Regions from separate parts of the Mus musculus genome. Here regions 1 and 3 are each linked to region 2. A link is a loop called in an ENCODE intact Hi-C map of the cell type or tissue named here. Cell type or tissue: gastrocnemius. All regions are shown on one strand. Links, peaks and the distances in the headings refer to the core of each region. The heading gives the core; the rest is flanking DNA. Region 1 holds the start of AA467197 (expressed sequence AA467197). Region 2 overlaps Bloc1s6 (biogenesis of lysosomal organelles complex-1, subunit 6, pallidin). Region 3 has its middle 26 kb from the start of Mir147.

The links. Hi-C counts contacts between places; a loop is a spot of excess contacts. Peaks named below come from ENCODE experiments on the same cell type or tissue, not always from the same donor. Only the 100,000 strongest peaks of a DNase experiment are listed, where the experiment ranks them.
Region 1: it touches region 2 in a loop (4-fold over the local background); 27 of 42 quality-filtered maps call a loop at or near these places.
Region 3: a loop joins it to region 2, with 3 times the contacts of the local background. A loop is called at or near these places in 19 of 42 quality-filtered maps.

What each region holds. Positions count from the first base shown.
Region 1 is chr2:122,632,766-122,643,314 of GRCm38, forward strand. It overlaps Spata5l1 (spermatogenesis associated 5-like 1), which reads left to right. Exons shown (of 3, transcript NM_001033256.4): 3 at 3,703-3,713. The coding sequence ends at 3,713. AA467197 (expressed sequence AA467197) reads left to right here and starts at 5,122. Exons shown (of 5, transcript NM_001004174.2): 1 at 5,122-5,176; 2 at 5,307-5,368; 3 at 5,492-5,577; 4 at 6,451-6,511; 5 at 7,936-8,311. The coding sequence starts at 5,333. The coding sequence ends at 8,004. It overlaps Mir147 (microRNA 147), which reads left to right and starts at 8,038; the gene lies at 8,038-8,116. In gastrocnemius, for the core only: a CTCF peak has its summit at 5,020 (motif pointing right); DNase peaks (open chromatin) are centred at 4,487 and 5,051; H3K4me3 peaks cover 807 bases.
Region 2 is chr2:122,748,384-122,758,932 of GRCm38, forward strand. It overlaps Bloc1s6 (biogenesis of lysosomal organelles complex-1, subunit 6, pallidin), which reads left to right. Exons shown (of 5, transcript NM_019788.3): 5 at 1-1,104. Among named protein-coding and RNA genes, the nearest start is that of Sqor, 12 kb to the right of the region's middle. In gastrocnemius, for the core only: no CTCF peak of the experiment used is centred there; DNase peaks (open chromatin) are centred at 4,595 and 5,603.
Region 3 is chr2:122,661,349-122,671,897 of GRCm38, forward strand. No RefSeq gene overlaps it. Among named protein-coding and RNA genes, the nearest start is that of Mir147, 26 kb to the left of the region's middle. In gastrocnemius, for the core only: CTCF peaks have their summits at 5,092 (motif pointing right) and 6,708 (motif pointing left); DNase peaks (open chromatin) are centred at 4,838, 5,227, 6,196 and 6,722.

The sequences.
Region 1 (10,549 bases), core at 2,799-7,798, 120 kb before region 2:
ACAGATCAATGTGGGGTTAGAATAGGTGCTACATACATTCATTCCTTGGCATGGCTGCTAGGCTCCACAGCTGTTTCGGGCGTGTGTGTGTGTGTGTGTGTGTGTGTGTGAGAGAGAGAGAGAGAGAGAGAGAGAGAGAGAGAGAGAGAGAGAGAGAGAGAGAGAAACAAAAACTGAGACCTTGCCTGATAAAGACCATCTTACTTCTAGAAGAGATTAAGACACCATAATAAAAAGCATGTGTGTGATTTTGTCAGGAGAGTTATTTCTGTTTGGCCGTCTATGACTTTGAACTGTATCATGCTTACCAAAGGCTGCAGGAGCAGAGCAGAGGTCTTCTGTTCTAGCCTGGATTCTGCACTCTAGCGTCTGTCACGTTTGTCTTTGCTGCTTCCTCTGCACACCGTTTTCTGAACAGCTTGAGACTACACTAGAGCCTTAAGTCACTTAGTCTTGGGGATGACACTGAGATGACATTGGGCAGTTTTGTTGTGAGTGTCGTGGAGTTGTGTGTCTATTCCAGCAAGATAGTGACGCCACTCTCATACATGCCTGTCACTCAGGCTGTAGGTGCACAGTGCTCCATTACAGCTAGTGTTGAGAACATGTGTGCCTCACAAAATTGCCTTATGCTACAATTAACTCACAAACCCCGGAAAGTTTAACATCGACAACTGTATTTTAATGTATTCAGTGTGTTTCTCTCTGCCCCAGTGCTGCCCTGTGTGATGATCTGTCAGGTGATTTAGTCTGAGATTACACACTGAGTTTAGTTGTCAGGAGTCTTCCATGTCTTAACTTGGAAACAGTTCTCAGTCTCTCTTGGCCTCGACACCTTTGAGAAATCTAAATCAGGGTTGTTTGTTTGTTTGTCTGTAGAACAGTCAGCCCTGGACTTGGGTTTGTCAGGGTGTCGGTGGTTGTAGGTTGGAAAACTCCCAGGTGGCTTTACTCTCAGTATCACGGATGGAGACGTGCTCTCAGTATCATGGATGGAGATGTGCTCTCAGTATCACGGATGGAGACGTGCTCTCCGCAGTGTTGGTGATGTTTGTCTGAATCACTCAGCATTGTTACTTTCTCTATTATACACTTAACTTTCTCCCTTTTATATTATACATAATTTGAGGTCATAGATTTCTCTGTGTGTTTTTATTTTTATAGAAGCAACTAAAAATTAAAAACCCTTTGGTATTTAACCTGCCAGTTCGAGATCTCTTTTCACCCCCAAAGTAACAGTAGTACACTGTTGCAGTAAAACTCCAACCCCCATAGCCTGTGCAAAACCACACAACTCAGTTACAAGATTTACAAGCTGCACCTCCAGATTGGACAGATCCACCACTGCACTGCTCTACTCCCCAGCTGTGCTGCTTGTGGCTTCTTCAGGCCACGTGGTTCTGCTCCATCTTCTGCCTCCTCCTTCCATCCTCTTCCTCTCTCCCTTCTACTCTACCCCCACTCTAAAACCTTTCCCTTCCCCACCTTTCCCTAACACTGCCCAATCACAAGCTCTAGCCCTTATTTGACCAGTTAAAATGGGGAGAAGGTTCACACGGAATCACCTGAGGTAGCAGAACATGCTTTAGTTAGCATATTATAGTGTCCTAAGCTGGTTTTCATGACATTCTGACAGGCGTGCTTTGTTTATGTCTCCCCCATGCCTTCTTTCTCACTGGATTCTCACCCCAAATACTCCCTGTTCCCCTTTTACACCAAAACCATCTTTGTGGAAAGTAAGTTCTTGGCCTGGGAAGACATAAGTAAGTTGGCAGTGTGTAGTTTCCCCTGAGCTCCCAGACTGCTCTCTAGCCTTAGTTGACCCTAGCATAAAGAATGCCTGGAAATCCCAGTGTCAAACCTGGTGAGACAGCTAATGAAGGATGGGGTGATGGAGTTAGTGCATCCCACTGTCCAGGCTTGTCAGAAAGAACTTCAAACAATTAAGGAGGATTCTCCATTTTTCTCATCAAGCCTGACAGGGCCGCTTAAGTTTAGATCCGAGGGCAAGAGACAACCAACCATGGCTTAATGAGTCAAGTCACAGTAGCGACAGAAGGCTCTAAAAGAGTCCAGTACTTGAGGTCAGGGAGACAAAGCTTCCTCGAAGAACTGGCAAGATCACAGTGATACTGGCCAGTGTCCTGGTGGGAACTCTGGGGCCTACCAGACCTGCTTCACATCCTAGTCTCCCCCGCAGCAGTCCTGGATGCCAGAGCTCACTTGGTGCTTGAGTAAGGGGTGTGTGTGTGTGTGTGTGTGTGTGTGTGTGTGTGTGTGTGTGTGTGTGTGTGGTGGTGGTGGTGGTGGTGGTGGTGGTGAGGCTATGAGCTTTGTTTCATTTGGGAAAGTGTATTCTGACGAACTGGATGATGGGGAATTCTGAATGCTTCTGCCCACAGCAACCTTAGACAAAAGAGCACAATCTATGATGGTTCTTTAGTCATTTACCTATTTTTGTAACAATATTTATTGAGCAGGTAATTTACTATTTAAATTGATACAGTTGCCTTAATAAGTAAGATTAGCTGTTAAATAAAAACCATCCTGAACTGCTGTAATTCTATTAATCCAAGGGGGAAACAACTAACATTACCCCTACATCCTCCAGAACTCAGCACGCCTGGGCATTAATGCAAAAGGACAAAAGGGTGGCTTCCTAGATCTACTTGTAATCGCCACAAGTAGAAAGAGGCATATTTTAAAGATTATATATGCACAATATATAGATATATATTTTCCATTCCTTTGGCGTTTTATTCTGAAAGCTTAGACACAAGAATAGAATGACCTAGCAACTTCACCATCTGGAACCTATTCTGAATAATTAATACTAGGGTAAATTTGCTAGCTATTGTGACTAGAGCAGTTAGGAACACTGATAAGCACGTGTCTCTGCAGTAGGAAAGAGAGTCCTTTGATATGTGCCTAGACATGTACTGGATGGTGCTATGTAGGCTTCTGAGGGGTGGGGAGTTATCAGTGAACATTACCAAGCTGTGAACAACAATAGTGACCAATGTGTGAGGCTGGCCTTGGCTATGTTGCAGTAAGACACTGCTTCCCAACCCCCTTACGTGCAATCATGGCACGCATGCTATGGAGTTAACCAACCATTAGAAAAATGGATTGTATTTAAGAAAATCTGATTGGATTTGAGACTCCACAGAAGGAGACCCATGCCTGATACTGTAAACCTGGACAAGCACCTATAGTTGGGAAGTCCACAGCCCCAGGGGTGAGCCTACTACAATAGCTATGCAAAATAGATAACATCACTGCCCTTTAACGCCATATATCTACAAACTAGTGCAGCGCTCAGGCCGCAGCACCTCAGCAGAGGTGCAGTGGATAATGGTTAGTACGCAAACCCACAGCGGGTTAGTTATGCAGAGACTAAATGCAGAGACTAAATTGTCATTTGAGGATTCATCCACAGATGGGACATCTATACCATAACCAACCCTGCAAGTTCAAAGGTAATCATGGGGAGGAGTTGTAAGAACAGGAGGTGATGGGGGACCAGAACTAAACAGCGTCATCTGACATGACAGGACGGCTGTACCCGTGAACTTGTGGGTGCAGCAGGAGCAGAGGAAGAGCAAACTAATCCAAGTTTAGCATGGGGAAGGAGTTCACAAACCCTGACCCTTAGCTGAGGCACCATGGACAGTTGGTGGCTTTTCCAGAGGGAGAATCAGTTTTCTTTAAGCAGGTGACCATGCTCCAGTGTGAGACCCCACACCCCAGATTATGTGGAAAGCACAAACTGGCCTCAGTGGGTTATTTTAAACAAGCGAACTAAAAACTATTTAGTTGAGAGGGTAGAGTGGTAGGTGTGGATCAGGGAGGAGTTGCAGGAAGAGTGGAGGTGAGTATGATCAAAACCCTTGAATGAAATCCTTACAGAATTATAAAATAATCTTTTAAGAGCTGTTCTCTTTTTGCCCAGTGTGGTTGTACACATCTATGGTCCCAACACCAGATCAGCAGAATAGGATGATCTTAAGTTTGAAGCCAGCCTGGGCTGTGTTGTAGTAAAACACTGACTCCCCCTCCCCTCCCCCAGCAGAAACGTTTTCTAACTGCGGAGGGGGGTTTGTACAGGAAATGTAACCCAGGTCACAGGATCATCCAACCTTTTGGCATTGTGACATCATTATCTGTAAATGCATCCTGTGACCCATAGGCCCAGGGGCCATAGGCTGAACGTTCTAGCACATGCTAGGCTAGGGGTTTCCCACTAAGATATAACTTCAGCCCTTCAATGTCTTTTTAAATAACTTAACCCAGGCTTGTTTTCACTTAAAGAGAAGGGTGCACTGAGAATTCTAGTGTTAGGAGCCAGACTTATGTTCTGATTTCATCCCTACCACTCACCAGCTGCATGTCTTGAACATTTCTGCATCTAGCAAGGTATTCTCGCCCCCACCCCCACCCCCATTCAAGGAATCCATCTCAGTGTCTGGCATACAGCCACCGGCCTAGTGGAATTACTTCCAGAAACTGTGAGCCAAAAGTGATGAGTTAGGGGGGACCCAAAGCTGATGCTAATACTCGGAATATGCAGCAGAAATAGGCACCTGGAATCTTCTGCAGTTGAATTTTGGTTTGTTTCCAGAAGAAGGAGGAGGAGGAGGAGAAGAAATCAATCAATCAATCAATCCGGACCCTGTTGGAGTTAATCTGAATTTTACCATTTACTTTTAAATAGTCTCTATATATGCAGCGTGTCATGATTTGGAACTTTTATGTGGTTGATTTTGTTCAAATTTACCCCACTCTGCATCTGGCAGTCTCTGTTGGTACTGGGGTGAAGGTGGCAGCCAGCGCTGGAGCCTCTGCCCTCCCTTAGCCCTCTCTCCACCCCTCCTTTTTAAAGGAGTTGCGTGTCTTTCACTCAGGTCTTGGCTGCTATCACACCTGAACCTGAACCTCCCAGACGTTTGGAGGTGCAGGACCAGGACAGAAAGCGATGGTCGACCGCAGGTAAGGACCGCGGTCAGCGGCCGTGCTGCACTATCGTCCTGCAGGGGGCGCACGTGAGTTGACTCAGTGCGACGCGGTCGGATCGGTCCCCGCGTGACCAGGACGCGCGGCCCTCCCCGAGCGGTTGGCTGCATATAAGGGCCGCTCGCTTCTGGGCGTTAACATCTCCTGGCCGCAGCCGCCCTAGGTGCGTCTCCTTTCTGAAAAGTTCTGTGGAGCGGGCGGTCGCCCGGCTTTCTGCGACTGTTGGACGGCTGGGTGCCTGGGTCCGGGGGAAGATGTTTTTGACCAGTATGTTGGATTTTTCCTTCTTCTAGATTTGGAATTCTACACTAAAGTCATCATGGGCGTTTTCCAGATATTGATGAAGAATAAGGAAGTAAGTTTCTAATCTTAACTTCTGAGAGTTTTCCTTTTTAAAAAGAGGGGAAAGATGAAGATTTTGAATTTGTTGTTTTTTGGAGTTTCTTACTGAGTTTATCCCCCACCTGTTCTCTCTCAGCTCATTCCTTTGGCGTTTTTTATAAGCGTGGCCGCCACCGGAGCCACATCTTTCGCTTTGTATGCGTTGAAAAAAACCGACGTGGTGTAAGTACTAACGCTTTCTAGGTAGGACTGTCTGGGGGAGCTTTTCTCTGACCCGGAGATTCTGAAACACGCTGTCAGTGTCTGGGTTTTTTCCTACAAATAAGAGCATCTAAACATGGACTGAAAAACAGTTCTGGTAACAGAAAGAAATGTAACCAATTCTGATACATTTGTTTCTTATTGTCTGACCCTGCAATGAATTAGATTTGATTTCTTTTTAAATTTAAGCTTTGAAATTGAAGTACTTAAAATTAGGGGTACATACCATCACACATCATTTAAGTTTCAAGATTTCAACTTTTCTTCCCTGGTGTGGTAGAACTGAAACATACAGCTATCTGCAACAAACTCTAGTGTCAACTTTGGAAAAAGGACAGTAAAAAGCCTTATCTCCTGGGATGCAGGAAAAGATACCTCTGAAACTGACTATGGCTGGTCCAGGGTCAGAGAGGGCAGTGACTCTAACGCAGGTCGAGGGTGGTCCCTGGAGCCAATGCCTACACAGTTCGAGCCTACTCTCTGCCCCATCCCTCCTAGAACCCCCAGGAGGCTCTGCCTCTTCCTCCTCAGCCTGCCCCTTATGTATCTATCGCTGCCTGTTTGTGGGAGCAGTTTCCAATCTTATCAAATAAAGCAAATAGACCTCTTACCCTGCCCTGCAGAGGAGGAGATCCTTAACACTTGAAACAAACCCTGAATTTTCAGTGGCCGCTTATTTAACTTCAGCTGTCACTGAAGTTTAGCTGGTGACTGCAGTGTAGTTTCGGTGTGAAGACAGAGTCTGTCTCCAGAAAGTTTATAGATCCAGTAGCTCTTCCGGGTTTGTGTAAACAAATTTACCTAATCATTTAATTAATCTTCTTTTTCTTTTAGTATTGATCGGAAAAGAAACCCAGAGCCTTGGGAAATGGTGGATCCTACTCAACCCCAAAAGGTATTGCTGACCTACAGTACATGATTGTGTCCAGCCCAAACCATTTTTTTTTAAAGAGCAAAGCAGACTGCATGTAGTCCTTGCACTTACAAAGTGACATTCAGAGTCCTTTGAACAGTGGTCTAGAGACCTGGTTCAAGTCCTTGCTCTGTTCGGCACAGACGACTATGGACAGTTTGGCTTCTCTGAACCTGTGAAATGTGTACGATAATAAAACTTGCCCTTAGAGCTAAAAGCATTAAAATACAGAGCCTGTTAGCATAGTGCCCAGCCCCTATATTAAGCACCCAGATATAAACCTTTATATTATTAAAATTGTATTATGTTGTTTCCTTATTACTTATCTAAATTAATATAAGATGTGATGAACAATAGGAGTTCCTAAAAATGGGAGTGGATTAATTCTCAGTGGAATTAGCTACACTGTTCCAAAGGTTTTATTTATTTTTTATTATTTTTTTTTCTTTTTAGTTTTTCGAGACAGGGTTTCTCTGTATAGCCCTGGCTGTTCTAGAACTCACTTTGTAGACCAGGCTGGCCTAGAACTCAGAAATCCGCCTGCTCCTGAGTGCTGGGATTAAAGGCTTGCGCCACCACGCCTGGCCAAAGGTTTTATTTTTAAGCATTTATTTTTAATTATTTGTTGGGGCCTGGGAGTCATGCCTGTACCATGGCTTGTGTATGGAGTTCTTCTCCCACCACGTGAATCCTGGACATCAAAGTCACATAGTCAGCCTCGGTGACAGGCACATTCACCCACTGTGCCATCTCACCACCTCCCTGGCCTAGGTTTTAGTTTTTGTAGCTTAAATATTCTGAAGTGCTAGAAGCACGGGGTCAGAATGAACACTAATTGGGATCATTAGCAAAGACTACAAAAAGCAAAACTCTGATAACATTTAGGATCTTTGTAACTTTGTGTCTGTCTCCCAGGGTCTGGGATGAGAGAACACTGATGAGGGCAAATGTCAGGATGTCTGACTGAGAACTGACTTCGGCTTATACCTTCATGAAGCAATTGCAATGAGGAAGTTTTAAGAGACTATTGTGTGCCTTGCCCTGTGTTTTGACCATTGTACATGCATTTACAAGGAACGAATGTGCCTCTTGAATTTAAATGCTATCTTAGCAAATTAATAATCTTGAAACTTCTAGTGAAAGCAAGACAGGTGTATGACTGCTCTCCCTGGTCCCGAGACACCTAGAGACCAAGGGATTTTCGGGGACAGACTGGTAGAAACAGGCCCAGTGTGATATTCTGTGCTTGTTTCAGAGATGAGGAGAAGAGTGTGTGTGTATGTATGTGTTTTGTTTTTTAATTATTGCTATAGTTTTTCCTTAGAGGGGTATAGACGATTCCTCCAAGGAAGTGTGAGGCTGGAGAGTAGATGGTTAACACAATGTCTTGCTTTCTGTTTTCAAAGCTTATAACCATCAACCAGCAATGGAAGCCCGTTGAGGAGCTGCAAAAAGTCCGGAGGGCAACCAGATGATTGCTCACCACTCCTCTCTTCCAAAGAACACTCTATGAATCTAGTGGAAACATTTCTGCACAAACTAGATGTTGATGCCAGTGTGCGGAAATGCTTCTGCTACATTTGTAGGGTTTGCCTGCATTCTTTGGATCCTGCATTAGCAAGTGAAGGTAGCACATAGTCTAAAATAGTTTTCTGTGTTTATTGGTGTAAATTTCAATTTTACAGTTGAAATTTTATGTTTGTGATGCTTGGATATTTTCCTTGAAATGTATAAACATGTAAAAATTAGATTACTGCCTGTAATAAAATAATTCGATGACTATCTGTAAAACATGATTTGTGCAAGAGATATCAAAAATTACTTACTTTAAAAGTGGGGGGGGACATCTTTTTATGGGAACAAGCACATTTTGAAGTATAAAACTTCATCTTTTGAATATCAAATGCAGATTTCTAAGTTTTACTTCCAAGTTCATTCACCCTCACCCTAGAAACTTCTTGAGCATTGTTTGCAGTAAAGCAAAGAAAGGGTGCAAAATTTGCAGGGATGTGGATAGGGTCCGTTCAGGAGGAAAGGGATGTGGAGACAGGTGGGAGGGCTGCTGGAGCATGGCCCGTGACCAGGAATCCAGGCATGTGGAGACCAGCCCTTGGAGTGGGAACTCTGCTGCTCCTGGGAGGATGGAGAGAGGAGGCCGAGGAACTCTGGCCAGTAGAGACCAAGTGGCGGTTTAATCGTATCCAAAATGTTCTCCCAGCCCCATTCCTTGACGGCTCCTAAAAAAACGGGATCAAGTAGGAAGTTGCTTTTCGTTGATTGTAAAATAAATATAGCTAAGGTTCATACACCATAGTAGTCACTCACTTAAATTGCATAGCCCAATGGGGTTTTTATTATGTTTACAAAGTCGGGTAATCATCTCCATTTAATTCTAGAAACTTTGCATTATTCTCAAAGGAACCCCGCACCCATAAGCAATCGTTGTCCCTGACCTGCTCCTAGCCCAAGGCAAACACTAATAAACTTTTATTTCTGGGCTTGGGGAACTCTGGACATTTTACATACACAGGACCATGTTTTTTGTTTCTGACTTTATCTTCGAGGTTCTCAGTCCTTTATGTTTTGCCTCACACTATCAGCCCCACCCCTTCTGCTGAGGAATTCTATTTCGTTGAGATTCCATATAAGGACTGCCCATTTGCATTGATGGACATCTGCAGTGTTTCTATCTTGGGCCATGGTGAGCAGGGCTAATAAGAACCATCATGATTAAGCTTTTCTCGAGCCATATTCTCACTTCTCTTGATTATTTACTCAAGATCTTTCACTATTAAATTATGATGGTAAATATACTTTCCTTAATTTTTATATAAATATAATGGAAGTATAGGAAAAGGGCTAAATTCTTGTCACTTACATAGCAATAAAACCCACTCACCCTTGGGAGTGCTGAAAGGATCTGTGTTAGGCTACTTCTCCCAACCTTTGTTTTGCCTCAAATTTTCCCATAGGGAAATCTCTGATGGTTGATCCTAGGGATTACATAAAGCAGTTGGGAGTTACATTTTTATTTGCTTACGTTTTGGAAGTAGAATATGATCCCACTTAGGGAAATAAAACTGAACAGCCTGATGATGGTTAGCCATCCCCAGAGCAAAGTGTAAAGTGCTCTTGGGTAGGTGGCTGGGCCCTTGGATTTCCAGTCACAAAACTGACCGTAAGCAACGTGAACATGGCACTGGAAGGTGCTAGTCTGCAGGTCTGTGAGACAGAGAGAGAGAGAGAGCAAGCATAATGGCGACAGCTGGTGGGGAGGGCAGGAAAGGGCTCTTGTCTCCCACCATCATTTAGAGCCACACCTTAGAGACAAAAGGTGGAAAAAGACATAACTCAGTTTTCTTACTAAGGCCAAAGACCCAGCTAGGTGAACTGTCTACATCTATGCTTAATTTCCACTAAGCGTGGTCGTTTGGGTAGAAATGTGACCCCAGGAAAGGCCTCCAGCTACTGCTAGACTTGGGGGCATGGGCTAGAGGGAGGGGCTAGAGGGAGGGGGTAGCAAGGCCTTTGAAGACTCTCCTAGACTATCTGTGTTGCCCTCCTTCCTTTTGGGAATAGGGCCCAGTGCTTTCTGGAACATACAAGGTATGTTCTGGCAAGTTCTCACACAGAAAAGCGGGAGGAAATCTGTGCAAGGCTTCAGGTTCTACAGCTGGTTTGCAGAATGACAGTAGTCGTGCCTATGGCCCATATTGAAAATTTAGAATTTTGGTTTCTACAATTTGCCTCTGAGACACAATGAAGGTCAGGGGACAAGAGAGCAAGCAGAAGGCCAAAGACACTGCTTGAGAAGGCTTCACTGTGGGTATCATTTCCGGACCCCCTACAACACTTTAGTTTCAAAAAGACTTTGTTTCTAAAGTTGTGATGTTAAGATGGGCATTGTGACATCTGCCTGAAATCCCTCCACTAGAGAGGTCTAAGCAGGGGGATTCAAGCACTCAACGCCAGTCTGGGCTATGTGAGACCTTGTCTCAAAAAACAAAAAGTAAATAGTTA
Region 2 (10,549 bases), core at 2,708-7,707:
TGGAGTGCTCCAGATTCTGATGCAAGGAACTGGTGGGATAGACCGTCCAGTGGCTTACACTCATAAGCAATGCAATCGTTTCAAAGCTACCCAGTAATTTGTGGAATTAATCTTAAGAAAGAAATTATTCACTACTGCTTTTGATAGAATCAGATTTAAAACTGAACCTTAGCTAGCAGGAAATTAAGAGTCCTAGTTAATGAATTGGATTTTTTTTTCCCGAGACAGGGTTTCTCTGTATAGCCCTGGCTGTCCTGGAACTCACTCTGTAGACCAGGCTGGCCTCAAACTCAAATCCACCTGCCTCTGCCTCCCGAGTGCTGGGATCAAAGGCATGCGCCACCACGCCCCGCTAATTGGACTTTTTGACCTGTATTAAAATAATCATGTTTAATGAATGGATGGCAATGTGGCAATATGTTTTGAGAATTATATTAAGTTTTTAAGACTTTTTAACATATCAGAAAGATGGGCTGGAGAGCTTGTTCAGCAGTTAAGAGCACTTAATGCCTTTGCAGAGGACCAGGATTCTATTCCTACCTCCCACTTGGCAGCTCACAGCCATCTGTACCTCCAGTTCCAGGGGATCCAGTCCCCTCATCTGGCTTCTGTAGCATCAGGCCACATAGATGGTGCACCTACTCACACGTAGATGAGACACTCACCCACATAATAGAGAAATAAATCTACAAAAAGAAGTATACATCATTACCCACCACTTTAAGGTCAGAGGTTAATCAGAAACACCATAGGTGATGAAGCCCTAAAGTTTTATCTGTATTTCAGTAACGTGGAAACACAATAACCAAACACTTGCTGTATTTTTCAACAAATAGAAATTGGCCAAAAGAAAATTGTTTTTGAAATAATATCAGATATGTATGGTGCTGACATGCGGGGTGCTCATTTTCAGCTGATTTGTCATGAGTGTCAGGCAAATGTGCAGACATTGAATGGAGATGTGTCCACAGTGAATTGTGGTGTGGATTCAGTTCACCAGTACCAATTATATGCTGAAACACCTTTGTTTGATTTTGATCCTATAAATGAAAACTACTTTTATGAACTTAATAAAAACGTCAGAATCACCCAGCATTGTTTATCAGACACCGTTCTGAGCATAGCAGTGCATATTCTCTCTGTACATTACTTCAGACAGTTGTTTTACTACCTCTCCTGTTTTGTTGCTCTTAATGCCCTCTTTGTATTAAGTGTCCTTTACTTTTCATGTCAAAAAAAAGGCTAGTCCAGGGGCTGAAGAGTTCCCAACTGCCCGTGAGAGGACCCAGGTTTGGTTCCCAGCACCCTCCTCAGGTAGCTCACAATCGCCTATAACTCCAGTTCCTGAGGATCTGATACCTCTTCTGAGGTCTGTGGCCTCCTGCATGCCTGTGGTTCACATACCTGAACTCAAGGACATGGGCATACACATAAAAACAAATAATTGTTTTTAAAAAAAACTACCAGTCCACTCATGAAATCCCATCCAGACAGATGATGGAAGTGCCATCCAAGGCTGGTTGGAGTATCCAACTCCATGAAGTTAGCTTTTCTTTGAGAGTAAATATAACTATAAGCTGGGCATGAGCACAGCCATGGGTAATGGCTGGAGAGTTGAACGTTTGAGGCTAGCCTGGGCTACATACAACCTGAGGCCCTGTCAAGAAACCTGAAAGCCATCACTTTAGTGGTTTGGTAGGAAGTACTTTAAACTGTAACTGCCTGTGTAAATGCTGCCTTTAAATAGGAGAGTCCCAGCAGTAGAGTATTGTAGGTTGCATTCAAGGGTGATTGTCTTTGGAGAAGGCAGAACTTGGAACTTTCTCTGAGAACTCTGTGTATATCTGTTAGTGTTGGCTCTATAGTTCTCATCAAACTCATTATATACTTAAGACACATCATATATTTTACCATAGCATATATACTTTATTCCAAAGCCATGAGTTTTAAAATTGAGCCTCCAAACATAATTGTCCATATATTAAAAGTTGTTCAGCTTCTATATTTTCTTTTGGATGAAGAGAGTTCATGTGTCTTCTGTTATTCAGATCCAGTGGATGGGTGGGTAGCATTTATGTTAGTTTACTCTTGCTCTGCCTGCGTGTGTGTGGCCAGATTCCATCTAGTACGCAAGGCAGAAACTCTAAGTCAAAATTCATTCAATTAAAACAAACAGCAACAACAACTGGCTGGCAAGATGGCTCAGCGGATAAGAGAGCACTGACTGCTCTTCCGAAGGTCCTGAGTTCAAATCCCAGCAATCACATGGTGGCTCACAACCACCTGTAATGAGATCTGACACCCTCTTCTGGTGTGTCTGAAGTCAGCAACAGTGTACTTATGTGTAATAATAAATAAATCTTTGGGCTTGAGCGAGCAGGGTTGACCTGAGTGAGCAGGGCCAACTGGAGCAAGCAGAGGTCCTAAAAATTCAATTTCCAACAACCACACAATGGCTCACACCTTCTGTACAGCTACAGTGTATTCACATAAATTAAATAAATAAATAAATAAATAAATCTTTTTTAAAACAAACCTCAAAACCTCATGTCACCAAACAGCAGTTTGGAAAAACAAAACATTTTAATGCAACAACCTAATGACAAACTAACTTGGTATGTACTGAAGAAAGTTGGTAGGGAAATATTACAAGCCATCATTTTCTATAATTGAGCTATTAAGTTTCTGTAGGAAGGAAAAGCTTTAGTGTGCACAGTAAAATCTCTGCAGCTTACAACATATAGTGATCTCGAGTCTTAGCCGAAGCATCTCAGGCAGTGTTATCTCTGTGCTGTGACAGTTTGTGTAGCACAAACTATTGGGTGTTGAGTACCAAGGCTGCTATGGAGGATCACAGTGTTGGTAAACTCCGCGGAAACACCTTGAGTACCAAGGCTGCTATGGAGGATCACAGTGTTGGTAAACTCCGAGGAAACACCTTGAGTACCAAGGCTGCTATGGAGGATCACAGTGTTGGTAAACTCCGCGGAAACACCTTGAGTACCAAGGCTGCTATGGAGGATCACAGTGTTGGTAAACTCCGAGGAAACACCTTGAGTACCAAGGCTGCTATGGAGGATCACAGTGTTGGTAAACTCCGCGGAAACACCTTGAGTACCAAGGCTGCTATGGAGGATCACAGTGTTGGTAAACTCCGCGGAAACACCTTGAGTACTAAGGCTGCTATGGAGGATCACAGTGTTGGTAAACTCCGCGGAAACACCTTGAGTACCTTATCTGCTGGATTTTTAATTAATTTTCGATTGTTGAACATTCAAAGATATTTTACTGTTGCCAAATGTTTCATGGTCCCTACATTTAGTTATATGACTTCATCATACAGGTTCACAACTCACAGTTTAAGAAGATGAGGTTTCCACCACTGCTTTTTGAGTTGTTGGCCAATTGGGCCACATAGACTCCCACACCCAAGCATTCCAGGCTATTGTCTATATTCTTGACTCCCCTCCATAACTTCATGGTAAGACCTTAATGTGAAGACATCACACACTTGATCACAGAACATGGAGAAATCATGCTAGCACTCACCAGGAACTTTGATCCCTTTGGCTACCATCCATGGTTTTGAATGGTGCCATGCAGGATGCTGGAGGAGCATCACTCTGCTGTGAAACCTCAAGCCTCAACGGTGACTTGCCTGACAGATCTGCCCACTGGTGTCATAGTAGCACGACCAACCACTCTGTGACTGGATCTCAGGTCCCCTTTATGTGGGGTAACCAATGTCTAGCACTGTTAAAGATGCTCATGATTAGACAGGTAGGTCATAGGCCTTGGGAGAATCTGAAATTATTATCCTGCTAAATCAACATAGTATTGAATGACTCCTAATCATTTACATGGATGAGAGCATCTCTCGATCTTCATCAGAGGAGTTTCTAGCAGTAGATGGCAATTAACAGATGCTCCCCCCACCCCGCCACCCATGCCACCAGAATCATCAATGTGCAGAGAACAAGAGACTGTGGCATAGTTAGGCATCAATGGGGGCACATATATCACATACCCCCCCCCCCAAAGTGCTCTGGGACCTTTGTGGAAGAAAGGGCAAAAAGGTTGTAAGAACTGGAGGAGTTAATAGCATCAAAAAGTGCTTTCCAGGCACAACAAGGCAGTTGTCCTCACAGCAATCATGACAGCATGCACAAGACTTGCACATGCTCCAGCCTGGAAGAAAAATCTCTGCACAGAGGGCAGAAGGTAGGTATGCTAATCCCACCACTAGCTGAAGAGCCATTGGTATTTGATAGCTGCTGAAAGAGTCCGAGTTCAAAGGTGGGTAGAAGATCCTCTTCTTCCGGACCTTTCTCAAGAGAAATCCCCTTGGTTGGCTAAGCCCTTCACCTCACTCTGCATTCTGGAGGGTGATCTGCTTCTTGCAAAAGGTATGCTCTGCGATCGAGGGAATCCACTGGGTGACATCTGAACAGGGCTGGGAAACTTCTTGTGATTGCTGAGACTCTGTGATACATTTTGCATGGATTCAGCACCAACACTGATGTGGGCTGTGCAGTTCTTGCCACCCAGGGGGCATGGCAAAGATGGGCTCCTCTGCTAAGGGAAGCAAACACCAACCTTCCCAAAGGGGCAGGAGAACTGGCTGAGTGGCAAGGTGGAACCCATGCCAGCAGGTCACAAATGGGCATGTGTGTGTGTCTGTGTGTGTGCGCATGCTGAAGTCATACATGTTAGCCAGATTCACCACTAAACTACACCTCTGGTCCCTCAGACTGGTTCTCTAATACAGAAGGGAGTAAAGCATGGAAAGGACATCTAGGCTCTGGCCAGTGCCAGGTCTATGAAGATCTGTAGCTCTGGACGGAGACAAAGAACCAAGGTCAGCCACACTGGGTCCTCTGTATTCCAGACCAGCAAGCCAGGAGCACGAGTGGTAAGTCTCTATTATGATGTGTTCCCAAGGAAGTATCTACAGGCCTACTCTGGTTATAGTTAATATATCTTTAAAAGTGTACTTACACATTTTAGTCTCATTTAAAAACATCTTCAGAGCACAGTCTAGACTAATATTTGACCAAATAACTGGGTACCGTGACCTAACCAGGCTATCATGTAAAACTCACCATCACAGTTGGGTTTTGGTGTATATTTGAGTATATATAATTGACTCTAACATCTATCTATCTGTCTGTCTGTCTGTCTGTCTGTCTGTCTGTCTGCCTGCCTGCCTGTCTGTCTATCCATCCATGTCTATAATAAAATGGATTACATACATATAAAGAAAAGATTATTACAATATAGTTCTTCAAACTTGGAGATAGCTAGGAGGCTTCTATTCCCTGGATAACCAACGATACTGTTTTCATGCCTAATTACATGTATAATTAAGCCAACTAGGTTCCAAGATCTTGGGTATCAAATAAATTCAAAGACAACAAATGGATTAGAATGTAAAAAATACCTGTCATATGTACTGTTTAGCATTATATCTTTTCATCAACAGAAGGCTTCTCAGATCTCTCAAGGATCGGCTTGAAGATGACGTGAGCAATTACATACTAAGCCCAGGTGAAACATTTTTAACAACCGACTAGACCACACATGGAGCAATGCTGCCATCTCCTGGTGGTTTGCAGTATCGCACGCCCCTAGAGCAGATTCAGTAATAACTTCACTTGCTTTGATGACATTAAGTTAAGCCTTTTTGAAAGTTTTTTATATTACTATTAATTGTTTTATTTATTTACATCTCACTCTGCAAATCTCCCATCCCATACCCCTCCTCCTTGCCTCTAAGAGGGTGCTCCCCACCCACCCATTTGATTGTAGAAGAATGCAAATTAATCCATTTTTACCTTCTTGTACAAAGCTCAAGTACAAGTGGATCGAGGACCTCCACATAAAACCAGGTATGATGAGGAAAAAGTGAGAAGGAGCTTCGGACACATCAGCACAGGGGGACATTTCCTGAACACACCACCAATGGCTCATGCTCTAAGATCAACAATTGACAAATGGGACCTCATGAAACTGAAGGCAAAGGACACTGTCAATAGGACAAAATGGCACATCGGATAGAGGACTAATATCCAAAATATACAAAGAACTCAAGAAGTTAGACTTTAGAAAATCAAATAACCCAATTAAAAAATGGGTTACAGAGCTAAACAATTCTCAACTGAGGAATCTCAAATGGGCAAGACGCACCTAAAGAAACGTTCAACATCTTCAGTTATCAGGGAAATGCAAATCAACGCCCACCTCCCGAGATTCCTCACACCTATCAGAAAGGCTAAAATAAAAAACTCAAGTGACTGCACATGCTGGCAAGGGTGTGGAGAAAGAGGAACACTCCTCCATTGCTGGAGGAATTAGAAGCTGCTACAACCACTCTGGAAATCAGTCTGGCGGTTTCTCAGAAAACTGGAATTATTTCTACCTCAAGACCCAGCTATATCACTACTGGGCATATACCCAAATGTTCCAACAAATAACAAGGACACGTGCTCCGCTATGTTCACAGAAGCCTTATTTATAACAGCCAGGAGCTGGAAAGAACCCAGATGTTTTTCAATAGAAGAGTAGATACAGAAAATGTGGTACATTTACACAATGGAATACTACTTGGCTATTGTTTGTTTGTTTTGATGCAGAGTCTTATGTACTCTATGATGGCTGCAAACTCCATGATGTGGATGGTTCATGTGTCAGGGAGCACATGTGGTGGTCAGAGGAAACTTTGTAAACTTATCTCTTTCCTTTCATCTTTATGTGAGATCTGGGAATTGAATTCAGGACATTAAGCTTGCATGGCAAGTGACATTATGAATGAAGCCACCTCAAATGCAGTTTCTTAACATGAGCTTTTGTTTAAACAGTGAGATATTTAAAGTATCCGTAACACATTTTAAAGCTACATTTTTCTCTAACTTTTTGAGTTTTCTGGTTTGATGTTGGACTTGAGGGCTTAATTTTTCCCCTCTTGAAATCATGACCAATCGATTTATTATCATATATCTATCAATTTATCTTTCTACAATCAATTCAGTTAGCTACCATCTATCTGTTTCATCACAATCATTGATTATGCTTAGAATCCTTTCCTAAGAAAAGCACCGAATGCCCGCTGTGGAGAAAGATCTGGAAATCCTGTATCTTTTCACCTGCCTGGATTGATTGGGCCTGGGGTGAGCACTTGGCTCAAGGGCAAGCAAACTGTGAGCTCATCAGTGAAGTACTGGCCGGGCAGAAGAAGTTCTGCCTACATGGAACCCAGAGTGACTCAACTTGTGGGTGACAACTCCTTTGGGGGGTCAAATGACCCTTTCACAGGCATTACTTAAGACCATTGGAAAACACAGATAGTTACATTACAATTCATAACAGCAGCAAAATTACAGTTGTGAAGTATCAAGCAAAATAATGTTATGGTTGGGGGTCACCACAACATGAGGAACTAGAATAAAGGGTCACAGCATTAGGAAGGCTGAGAACCACCGGCTTAGAGGATTCCCTTTATTAACTGGAAAAGAGTGGAGACATAGAAGCTGAGTGTTAAGTGGTTACTGTTCTGCAATCCATGGATTTGTATTTCTTTTGAGGTGAACAAAGTATCACAGTGTCTCAAGATGCTTGGGATTCTGCCTAGCTTCTGTGAAACCTGGTACCAGGCTTCTTCTAGGAGTTGGATACTGGGCTGTTTCCTGTTTTCTGCTTTTCCACATTTTAAAAATAACATAATATTTCATATCCCATTCCATTTATAAGATAACATTATCAATTATCTATTCGATATAGCCACAACCCACAAACATTTTTCATTGTCTTTGGTAGCTTTAGCATTGTGATGGCCAGAGAGTGGCACTATTACAAGATGTGGTCTTGTTGAAGTAGGTATGTCACTGTGGGTGCGGTCTTAAGACCCTCATCCTAGTTGCCTGGATGTATTCAGCTAGCAGCCTTCAGATGAAGATGTAGAATTCTCAGCTTCTCCTGCACCATGCCTGCCTGGATGCTGCTATGTTCCTGCCTTGATGATAATGGACTGAACCTCTGAATCTGTAAGCCAGCTCCAACTAAATGTGTTTTTATAAGAGTTGACTTGGTCATGGTGTCTGTTCATAGCAGTAAAACCCTAACTAAGGCAAGTACGTTACAGTTTTCAAAGAATTGTACTTGTATTGTTTAATAATAAAGGGGCTGCCTAGGGGACTGTGTATCTCTACACTCTTAAATTCAGGAATTCATAGAAAAATATGCCAGTGACCAGGATCTTGATTCAGTCCTACAGTCTTTATTATTTGTATGGCGTTTTTCTGCCTTTATCTAATTTCATATTTGTATCTCTGGGCAGATCTAGATTTCTTAGATCTACTTCCAGCTGATCTGTAGATCTGCCCCAAGCCAGGGTTGTTTGGCTCGCATTACCTTCTAACAACAACAGGAAGGCATAGAAATAGAAGTGGGGTGCAAAAGTTGAAGCACACATGTGGAAGCAGTGGGGCTAGGAACTGATTCTGGGAAAAGCCCAACACTACTGCACCACAGCAGAATTTTCTTAAGCGGGAGCCTTAGGAGCAGGGGAGAAAATACATGAATATAAATTCCATCTGCTAATTTTATAGATTCAGTCTGGCACTAAGGAAGAACAAGGGTGGAGAGGGTGTGAGCTTCTCTTCCACAGAGAGCTCAGCAGCAAGGCTGCTTTAACCCTGGACAATACCCCCTGTAGACATGCAACAACCAGACAAGCTGTGGAAGAGACTGGCTCTGGAGCCTTCTTTTGGGATCATAATGTGACTCAGCCTGGCTCATTTTGCCCACTGTGTGGTATGCGTGTCATCCGAAACAACCAGTTCTGCGAAAGAGAATGGTATCAGGTGACCACATGTGGAGCTGGGAGAGCAAGTCTCAAATCCACCTCTCTGAGGGAGGATTTCGTGTTTATTTCTCTATCCTAAGGGTATGAAAGGTGATGGGAAGGTAATTAAGAGGAGGTGTTGGGTGTTACATCTGAATGCTTTTTTCCGCTAATGCTTTATCTTCTGTTGCCAAGACTTGACAGAAGATATATCCTAAGCACACGGGCTACCACTCACCAAGCCACTGGAGTGAGCTGATTAGGAGGGTCCCCACAGTACCAAGGAGGTCTGTAGACCATGGTTGATTGTAGAACTGAAGTTTGTGAACATCCATGGACATCAGATGGGCAGTCAGCAGGATTCGTTTGCCGAGGGCCAGGAAAATGATCGGTGAAGTGCAGTGTCTTCTTTGAATCAGGGGGGAAAACATTCACTAATATTCATCATCAACAATAAGAGTTATCACATTATTAGGCAAGGAGTTAGATTGTAAATTCTTTAGGCTTTGTGGGGTCATAGGCCCCCAGTATAGCTGCTAAAATCAGCTGTTGTAGCATAAAAATAAACAGCGAATATATTAAGTGGGCGTGGCTACGTTTTAATATGATTTTGCTCATAAAAATATGTGGTAGGCAGGCTTTGGCTCATGGGCTATTAGTTGATGATCCTTGATCTATCTATATCTATATATTGATGTCTGGGAGAGAGATGCATGATAATGAAAGACAATGTGAGAAAATCCTCATCAGCCAGAAGTCACGATGCTTTGCTCAACTCTCAAATGATTCAGCTTTAAGATCTGGAGCCCACCAACTGAAGAGGTGGATGAAGGAAGTTCACTGCCACATGGGCAGTAGACCCACGATGACTTCCCAGGCCTTCATCAAAGGGACTCGTGCCATTGGCTTTCATAACACTATACTGGGAAAAGGGGATAATTAGACATTTTCAGGACTATTGGATAGAGGATCTGAGCTAGCATTGATACTGATAGCAAATATATATTGCCCCCCCTTTTTTCTTTCTAGAGAGCCTTATGTGGCCCTTTTATTCATTATCTTAGGGAATGGTTCAGAGCACCATTCATGTAGCAGAGCAGCACATTAAGGCACATAAGGGCATCAACTTCAAATGAAGGAGGTGTGGACCATGGGAACTCCTAGTTGTCACAAATTACACCACCTTCCAGAGGTAACTGGAGCTAATGTGCACAGTCACAGCTGAAACACTAGCTCAGAGGAGAGCTGGAAGGTTAGTGCCATTTCCCAGGACACACTGTACTTAGTACGTTGGTGATGGGTTTCCAGAAGCAAGGATACAAGGGTCTGGAACCCAGGCGTTGTGATGTAGATTGGCCTTATCATCACCCCACCCCCACCCCCAGTGGCTCTTACGAAGGATCCATGACAGTACTGGAGACCTACCCAGAATGATGGTTTGCGTTATAACACTAGGTAGGTCACCAGCACCTGCTATGCTGATATTTGAGAGCAAAGTAAATAGAGGAGAAGGTGGTTACTCATTATGGCCCAAGGACAAAATGTGATCATAAAGGACTATAATTCAGCTTCCTTTTTGAGTGGCATTCGAGGAAGGAGTAGGCTACAAGGGCTATGGAGGTGTTATTATTCTCTGGCCCTGTGAGAAGTAGATTTTTTTGTGGCCCAAAAGGTGTAATATAGTGGTCATGAGAATACACTCTATAGACT
Region 3 (10,549 bases), core at 3,033-8,032, 87 kb before region 2:
AGGGTCATTTGGGAAGAGGGACTCTAAATTAAGGAAATGTTTCTCACCAGGCAGTAATGGTGCACGCCCTTACTCCTAGAACTTGTAGAAGCCAGCACTGTAGAGGCAGGCAGATCTCTGTGAATTTGAAGCCAGCCTGGTCTACAAATGAGTTCTAGGACAGCCAAGGCTGTATGTTACGCAAAGAAATCCTGCCTTGAAAAAAAACAAAAACAAAAAGCAAACAAAGCTAAACAAACAAAAAGTTTCTTTAAGATTGGCCTGTAGGCAAGTCTGTGAGGCATTTTTCTTTCTTTTTAAATTGGATATTTTCTTTATTTACATTTCAAATGTTATCCCCTTTCTCAGTTTTCCCCCTCCTGGAAACCCCTATCCTATTCCCCCTCCCCCTGCTTCTATGAGGGTGTTCCTCCACCCACCTACCCACTCCCACCTCCCTGCCCTCTATTCCCCTACACTGGGGCATCTATCGAGCCTTCACAGTACCAAGGACTTCTCTCATTGATGCCTGACAAGGCTGTCCTCTGCTACATATGCAGCTGGAGCCATGCATATTCCTTGGTTGGTGGCTCAGGCCCTGGGAGCTATGGGAGGTATGGTTGGGTGATATTGTTGTTTTTCCTATGGGATTTCAAATCCCTTTAGCTCCTTCAGTCCTTTCTCTAACTCCTCCATTGGGGACCCCTTGCTCAGTCCAATGGATGGCTATGAGCATCCACCTTTGTATTTGCCAGGCTCTGGCAGAGCTCTCCTAGGAGGCAGCTATATCAGGCTCCTTTCAGCAAGCATTTCTTGGCATCCACAATAGTGTCAGGTTTTGGTGACTGTATCTGGGATGAATCCCCAGGTGGGACAGTCTCTGGATGGCCTTTCCTTCAGTCTCTGCTCTACACTTTGTCTCCATATTTGCTCTCGTGAGTATTTTGTTCCACTTTCTAAGAAGGATCAAAGCACCCATACTTTGGTCTTCCTTCTTCTTGAGCTTCCTGTGGTCTGTGAATTGTATCTTGGGTTTTTGGACCTTCTGGCTAACATCCACTTATCATGTGTGTTCTTTTGTGATTGGGTTACCTCACTTAGGATATTTTCTAGTTCCACCCATTTGCCTAAGAATTTCATCAAGTCATAGTTTTTAATAGCTGAGTAGTACTCCATTGTGTAAATGTATCACATAAGGCATTTTCTTAATTAGAGCTTGATGCAGAAGGGCCTGGATCATTGTGGGTAGTGGTCAGTGGCAGCCCCAGGGTAGTGGTGCTGGGTTCTATAAGAAAGTAGGCTGAGCAAGGCAAGGGAAACAAGCCAGTGAGCAGCACCCCTTCATAGCCTCTGCTCATTGCTCTGCCTCCCACTTTTTGACTTGGCTTCCCTCAGTGATAGACTCATAAACTGAAATAGAAATAAACTTTTTCTTCTTCGAGTTAGTTTTGGTCATGGTGTTTTATCACAGCCACAGGAGCCCTGATTAAGACAGACATCACTCTAATAGGAGTGGCTAAAGGTCTTAGCCAGGGAGATCTTCATAGGGTTCAGTCTGGAAGGCTGGGGCCATAGTCCAGCCAGCACCAGGGAGAGGTTCCATGGTTCTGATCCAGAGCTTGGGGGTGACTGGATCTAAGCCATGAGGGCCATGGAGACAATCCCTTACTAGAACACTGATAACTTACTAGCTATAATTTATATATTCTACAGTTATATTTACATCAATAGGTTTACCAAGGAAATCATGTCAAACTTCCTTACTCTCTCCTAATTGGATACTCAATCTTTCAGTATCTCTCATCACTGTTTGAGACAAGGTTTTATGTCCCATAAGACAAGGTCCTAGCTGGCTTCCACCATAACCATGGTGGCCTTTAAACTCTGGATGTGTCTAATCCTTACCTCTTGAGGAATGGGAGGAGGAGTTTGTGTCACCATGTGGCTTAGACTTTTCTTCCTTCCTTTTTTTATTTGTTTATTTTACAAGTATGAGTGTTTTGTTTCCATGTGGAGTACGTGCACACCTGGCGGCTGCAGAAGTCAGAAGAGGGTGTCAGATCTGCTGGATTGGAGTTACAGGCAGTTGTGAACCACCACGTCTGTGTTGAGAATCGAACTTAGGTTCTCTGGAAGAACAGTCAGTGCTCCTAACTGCTGAGCCATCTCTCCAACCCCAGACCGAACTTCTTGATGGGCCCTTCTCCTCATTCTTAAAACACATTGGCTCACAGTTCCTTAGCTTAGGGGCCAGCAAGCATTTTCTGCAAAAGCTAGATAGTGTCTATTTTGGTCTTTACAGTCTCCACTCGGTTCACAGGTCATGTGCATCCTACAGTGTGCCCACACTGTGACTGATGCAGCTTCAGGACAAAGATAGGGGTAGATTTGACTGTTGATTTTTCTTCAGTAAATTAAAAGAAATTTGTGTTTCAGGGAACGTTGCGGAAGAGGGGCAGAAAGATTGTAGGAGTCGGAGGATCAGGGAGTTTGCTCTGAGACTGTGTCTCCTAAGAACAGCAGAAGCTCTGCCTGTAAAATATCACCAACAAGAGTGCCCACATGTGAGCTGAACAAGGACAACACGAAGGTGTTGTAATCATAAACAGAGAAAGAGCTATAAGAATATGTTCTGGTGGGGTGTGAGGGAAGGGGTTGCCCTCCCCCCGAGGGACCAGACACACCAGTAGCGTATAGAATAGAGTTTATTCAGGGGATGGGGAGGGGAGTTAAGAGGGTAGCAGAGGCAGGGAAAGGCAGAGAGGAGAGAGGAGAGAAGTAGAGACCGGCCATGACCACATGGAGAGAGGGGGTAAGAGAATGGAGAGAGAGGGAGCAAAGGGGAAGAGGCGAGGGAGAGAAGCAGGAGTAAGAGAGAGAGGAGGGGGCAAGTAGCCCCCTTTATAGTGCCAGGTCTACCTGGCCATTGTCAGGTAACTGTGGGGAGAAGCATGCCTGGCTATTACCAGGTAACTGTGGGAGTGGAGTCCAGACAGATACCAACACAAGGGACAGGGCAACTGAATGGGGGAAAGCCTACGAGGCCTCAATCCTACTGATAACTGAGGAAAGCAGAGAGCAGGAGAGGTGGTCCTCCTGGAGAAGGGTACACCAGCTGGTTGTCCAGCCAGTCAGTCAGCCCTGAAAGCATACATACGATTAGAATTATATAGATTCAACAACAGGATATATGTGTGTGTGTATACATATATATGTGTGCGTATACATATATATATATATATATATATATATACATGTGTGTGTGTGTGTATATATATATATACATGTGTGTGTGTATACACACACAAATGCATATATGCATGCAGTAAAAATGAAAAGAGAGGCCATGAGTTTGAAGATAGTCAGAAGTGGTATATGGGAGGGTTTGGAAGCTGAAATGTAACTAAATTACAACTTCGAAAATAAAAAATAAAAATAAGAAAGTTAGCCGGGCATGGTGACGCACACCTTTAATCCCAGCACTTGGGAGGCAGAGGCAGGCAGATTTCTGAGTTCAAGGCCAGCCTGGTCTACAGAGTGAGTTTCAGGACAGCCAAGGCTACACAGAGAAACCCTGTCTCAAAAAAAAAAAAAAAGAAAGAAAAAGAAAAAGAAAAAGAAAGAAAGAAAGAAAGAAAGAAAGAAAGAAAGAAAGAAAGAAAGAAAGAAAGAAAGAAAGTTATGTGAGGATTATTATTTTCCAAGTTGGCTTTCCAGCATGGTCTGTAGGACTGTGTTCACATTCCCGCCACTGTCCTGACCTTGAAACACTGCCACAATTTATTGATTCTCTATGTCACCTTGATTCCTAGAGTGCCAGAGCCAAGCCCTGGGCACCCATACATTCGTCACACCTAGCTCAGGGTGGGGACCTGTCAACTGTTTAGTAAGTGTTCAGTTGGTGAAGTCCTGACTGAAAGTTGAAAATAGAAATTTATTTTCAAAAGAGTGGGAGGTCTTTCAGCATCTAGTAAATGCAGTGTCATGGGTACCTCTCAAGACTATTTGGTAGTAGTGTTTAGAGGCCTGGGCGCCTTCTGGAGGGAGGAGGGGCAGGAGTGAGTGCCAGGGGCAATCAGCCTAGTGTGTGACTTGGAAGAAAAGAAGCCTCACAGTGAAGGTTACTCAGAGAAACTTAAGGAGGGACCAAGAAGGGAGTGGCCCCGGGAGGGCTTCCTGTGCTGCCCAGAGCACCCAGAGCATCCTGCCACTGTCCCTAACACCCTTCACTGTTACCCAACTAACCCTATTAACAGGAATTAGGGTGGCAGCAGCAGGGGCCACGGGTATTCTCGCCTTGTGATTACTCAGGTCTGGCTCATTTGTGTCACAAGAATGCAAAGGTCTGTGACTGCCTCTCCTCAGTGTTCATAAGGCTAGCTGCCCACAGGCTAGTTTCATTTCTTGAAGTTGACCTCCTTTCATCCTATTGCCTCTGGATTTCTTTCCTTTCGTTTCCAACAAGTAGTGAGTAAGCTCTTTCTGGCTGTGCCCCGGGTAGGGGTGGGTATGATCCTGGACATGCCCCTCCCCTCCACTTACTCCCTGCTTTCCTCTGACTGCTGAAGGTCCAGGGATGGTGGCAGCAGTGGTTGGATGACCCAGGGACACTGGCCTCCCAGTATCATGGGTTCTGGAAGCCACTGGCTAGGTGCAGTGGCCTTCTGGAAAATGTGAAAGAAAGGCACTGGGGCAGAAAGTCATGCTTTCTCTAAAGGGTTTGCTGATCCCTGCAGAGCATATACCCTCTGCCTGGGGCACAATGAGAGAAACCACCATGATGTCATAGAAGGCAGAATTGGGAAGAGATGCTCAGGTTACATCATTTCACACTGGGTGTGAACCCCCTGTGTAAATCCCCCGGGGGCGTCTGGCACTGACAGAATGATGCAATCACCGAGAAGTGAGGATTTTAAGTATTTCTTTTTTCGAAATATAACTGATCTTCTTATACACTTTTATAACCTATGATGTGGATCCATCATGGTTTAACAGCTGTTCTGCAACACTGCAAATTAGCCATTAGCCTTTGTGAGCTGTAAAAACTTCTTTAGCTAGCTAGCCGCCAGCTCTACCTGAGCTGAGCAGTGAGAGACTGCAAGTCCCAAACTCTAGAGGGCGCCACCTTCACGGCTTTGTCTCTTCTTTCAGCCGGTGGACAGCCTCAGCTGAGGCTGCAGGTGATTGTCAACAGACCTAAGATTCCTCATAGTGCCAGGCACAAGGAACGAGCTTGTCCCTGGCTCCCTAGCCCCAGCAGATATGCCATTTCCTGGCTTGTGCCTGTGGGTCCTGGCCCAGCCTCCTGGATGTCTACCCTGGTGGCCCAGAGCCAGGAAGTCCTCATGACACAAAATCCTTCCCCTAGGAGGTGTGAAACTCTGAGGGCTAGAATTACCACATCTCTAAGATCTATGCTTGCTTAAACGATCCCCATGAAGTAAGGGAGGGCGGGCCACATTTCTCTGGTGTCTTCCCTCTGCATCTGCTTCTCCGTGGCTGCAAGGGTGCCAGGCTTGGTCTGCATGAGTGTGGCTCTGTCTGGAGCCATTTCTAATTGTGGAGGGGGAAAGGCAGAGTAGAACTCAGTCACCAAGTTCTAAGACTACGGAGGTGGTGACTCAAACAGAGAAAAGACCCAGACAATGACTTGAATCCATGGCTTCATGTTCCCATGTGTCTACTCATGAAACATGTATTCACTTCCAAAGGTGAGGGTCCTGTCCAGGGCTTGGGAAGCCTGGAGAAAGGGTTCAGGCTCCACACATTCTCTAGGTCCACAACTGCAGATGCCTCTCTTCCTTCTCAAGCACAGCTCTCTCCATGTTCCTTCTCGGAAGAGCCTTCTGGTCTGGCAAGGCTTTCTCTGGGGTCTCCTTTGAGTACAAAGTGTTATGTTCCCATGCTTAAGAAGTCTAGGACATTGTGATTTGGTCATTGACTTGGGTAGCTTGTGACAGTGCCCGAGAGGAAAGGATGAAGGGCTTGTCCACGCCTGAGTGTGGGCAGCTGAAGCCAAGAGCCTCCAAGCTGAGTGCTGGGCAGAGAGAGTCATTGTACCGAAGAAGGCAAACTCTCTCTGCAATACCCTGCTTTTTGCTAGGTTTCCAAGGCCCATCAAGTCGGTTGTCAGCAAGAAAACAGAGCGACTAAAAACTGAACCGAGGAATATGGGATGGGACCGGATGGGGAGGAGGTAGAAAACAGCACATAGCCTTGGTGCCAAGCCCTGGCACTACTCTCTTCTCATATTGAGCACCAGCCTTTTGTAAACAGTGAAACGGGCTCCCTGGGTGACACCTCAGAGGCTGTTTCTCTGGATGCCTCTTTAGGACATCCTCATCTGAGCACCTCGCCTTTTGGTGAAGACTTCTCTATACCTGTATTGAAGGGGGCAATTCTTCTTCCAAAGAGAATTCTTCTCCTCTCATCTGAAGCTTTAGTTGGAGCCATTTGCACTCTATTTATCATGGTTGAAATTTTTTTTTGAGAATTAACATGTAATATAGTCAATAAATATAACATCATCACTGTTGGGTCAATAGAATTGTGTCGTCCTTGTTGTCTCCCCAAAGGTCTCAGCTTGATGAATTAAAGGTCATCAGCTTGTTCTGTCCTCTTGATTGAAAAGATAATCTCTTTTGCTCTGCTTCCTTGCAAAGGATTTTGGAAGACTAGCCAGTCAAAAAGTATTTGGGTAAAAGGCTCAGACGTAAGCCCAGGGCACCATCTACTGGCTGACCGTGAGTATGATCAGACTGAACTTGAACAGAGCTTTTTGTTTATACAAGTGATATAATCATTCCTTTTAAAAGTTAAAGTGGGCAGTGAGGTGGCTCAGCAGATAAAAATCACATGCTACCCAAGCCCGGCATCCACCAACCCCACCAAGTTGTCTTCTGACCTTCACGCTGTAGACAAGCCCCATCCCATCCTAGGCACACACAATAATCATAACTAAGAATAAAACAAAGTTAAAGAGGAAAGGTCTGCGCATCATCAGCATATATTACCAGCAAGGGCTTGTGCCTGGATTTTCCCAGGTCATATAAAAATGGAACAAACACATCAAGGGACTTAAAAGGAAAACAAAAATGATATCCAGATGAAAACGAGTCTTTGAGAGCAGTCAACTCTTTCCTCTTTAGAGGTTTTTGAGGGGAAGAGATGGAGGAAGTCCAGGAGACTATAAGCCCTATGAGCTGTACCCTGTGGAGAAAAAACCCAGGCAGGGCATGGTGACCCACACCTTTGATCCTAGCACAGAGGCAGGACAGGAGGATCTCCCCGAGTTCGAGGCCAACCTGGTCTACGTAGTACGCTCTCAGACCACCAGGGCTACATAGAGAGATCTTATCTCAACCCCCCACCCCACCCTCACCCCATGACCACCACCAAAAGAAAAAAAAAAGAAAAAAGAAAAGATATACAAAACAAAACAAAACGAATCTCTCAGATAAGACTTTATATGCTAGAGGATTTCCTTTTACCATAATATATGTTTTTAAAATCTGCCCCAGGAAAATGTAAATTCAATTCAAAGTGAGATTCCAACACACACACACACACACACACACACACAGAATGGGTAAGATTAAGAGCAATAATGACAAGTAAGACAAAATTGGGGCGTGGGGTGCTTCCATCCACTGGTGATGGGAGCATTTGGATAACTGTCCCATGTAATCTCCTCCATATGGAAAGTGGGACTTGGAATCCAGTGACTCACACTTGTAAGGCAGGGGTTTGAACCCTGAGCTCCACCACATTCCTATTCCACAAAATACAGAATGTGGTGTGAGGAAGGAAGTCTGTGCCTTCCAGGTAGGGGCCCCAGCCCCACCCCTTGTCCACCTCTTATTCTGTATTTTATATTTTGAAAGTTATATATAGACACGCCTTACAGCACAGCAACTGGATTCCTTGGTATATATTCAATAGAAATGTCCGACTGGAGAGATGGCTCAGTGGTTCAGAGAACCCTCTGCTCTTCCAGAGGTCCTGAGTTCAATTCCCAGCAACCACATTTTGGCTCACAACCATCTGTAAGGGGATAACCTCTTCTGGTGTGTCTGAAGACAGCTACAGTGTACTCATAAATAAAATAAATCTTGGGCTGGAGAAATGGCTCAGTAGTTAAGAACACTGATTGTTCTTCCAGAGGTCCTGAGTTCAATTTCCAGCAACCACATGGTGGCTCACAACCATCTGTAACAGGATTTGATGCCCTCTTCTGGTGTGTCAGAAGACAGCTGCAGTGTACTCATATACCTAAAATAAGTAAATAATTCTAAAAATAAAATAAATCTTAACTAAAGATTTAAAAAGAAAAAAAATATCCACAGCTGTAAACCAAGAACTATAGATTAATTCCAACTGTACTACTGGCACTGGCCAATAATGGAGACCTCTGACATGTCCAGGAAGAGTAGGTATTATAGACAGATTATAGTGCTGATAAAAACAAAACAGCTAACAACAGAACAACCAAACCAAAAATGCCCTATATGCAGCACAAATGTGAGTACACTCTCCAAGCTTAAGATAATCAAAAGCAGTCAAATGCGAAAGGATGGACCATCCAGAGACTACCCCACCCGGGAATCCATCCCATAATCAGGCACCAAACCCAGACACTATTGCATATGCCAGCAAGATTTTGCTGAAGGGACCCTGGTATAGCTGTCTCATATGAGGCTATGCCAATGCCTGGCAAATACAGAAGTGGATGCTCATAGCCATCTATAAGATGGAACACAGGGCCCCCAATGGAGAAGCTAGAGAAAGTACCCAAGGAGCTGAAGGGGTCTGCAACCCTATAGGTGGAACAACAATATGAACTAACCAGTACCCCCAGAGCTCGTATCTCTAGCCGCATATGTAGCAGAAGATGGCCTACTCAGCCATCACTGGGAAGAGAGGCCCTTTGGTATTGCAAACTTTATATGCCCCAATACCAGGGCTAAGAAGCGGGAGTGGGTGGGTAGGGGAGCAGGGCAGAGGGAGGGTATAGGGAACTTTCGGGATAGCATTTGAAATGTATATAAATAAAATACCTAATAAAAAATAAATAAATGAAAAAAGCAGTCAAATGTAAAACAATGCAGACTGTATTAACCTAGAAAGGTCAGAACTGGGTCAAACACTTTGCAGATGTGAGGATAAAAGTGATCTTAGATGCTCGGGAAGGTTCGTGTCTTAGTTAGGGTTTTACTGCTGTGAACACACACCATGACCAAGGCAAGTCTTATAAAAAGCAACATTTAATTGGGGCTGGCTTACAGGTTCAGTCCATTATCATCAAGGTGAGAGCATGGCAGTATCCAGGCAGGCATGGCACAGGAGGAGCTGAGAGTTCTATGTCTTCATCCAAAGGCTGCTAGTGGAAGACTGACTTCCAAGCAAATAGGGTGAGGATCTTATACCCACACCCACAGTAACACACCCATTCCAACCAGGTCACACCTATTCCAACAAGGCTACACCTCCAGATGGTGTCATTCCCTGGTCCAAGGATATACAAACCATCACAGTTCGTAATCTCCCTACTGTCTCAGAGCAATGCCTGAGCGGGCTAGTATATGCTTCTTTAATCATTACAGAAACTTGAGTGTTTTCCTCTGAAATGCCTGATGGTGACTTCCCTTCACACATACTGCCTTCTCAATGTATAGCCTTTGCTTATTTACTGTTTTCATTATGGATCAGCATTTATATGGAAGCCAGCTTTATGTTAATATTTAATACATGTATTTCCAGAGGCCTGACATGATATATAGGTTTTCTTCAGTGTGTCTCAGCAAAAGTTTTCATGCATCGTCTAGCTAATCTTGTTTGTTTGGTTTTTCGAGACAGGGTTTCTCTGGGTATTCCTAGCTGTTCTGGAACTCACTCTGTAGACCAGGCTGGCCTTGAACTAAGGGACCCACCAGCCTCTGCCCCCTGAGTGCTAGAATTAAATGCCTGCACCATCACCACCACCTGTCTGCTTGATTTTTGAGACAGATTATATAGTCCTAGGTGGCCTGGGACTTGCTGTATAGATCAGGCTGATATGGAACTCACAGTGATCAGCCTGCCTCTGAAGAGCCCCTGACCTCAGTGCTGAGGTGAAAGGTAAGTGCTACTACATCCAACTATTTAATCTCCCATTCTGCCAAAACATGTCCCACTACAGAATCTGCTATAAATCAATGTTTATCATTTATCAGGGATTCATTGACATTCCTTAGCAGAATTCATTAAGTGAGACATCTTGGTGTCATTTTACTGTGTTCTGTTTATTGAACAGAACCTTCTCCATGGGGATTTCTGATGTAGTCATTTTGTTTTACTGGCTTATATCCTGTACTATGTCTTTATCAGAAAGTCACTTTACTTTGCTCTGTTAAAAGCATTAAGATCCTCTTGCTTTCCCTAGCATTAATTGATGCCAAGATGGATTGGTACCAGGGGGCCTGTTTCCCGGGGCACAGTTACAAGAGTAGATGGTGCCTAGCCAGGGAAACACAGAACCTCCACAGATCCACAGTCTTTGCACAGCTAATGGAGCAGCTGTGGGCTGCGAGTG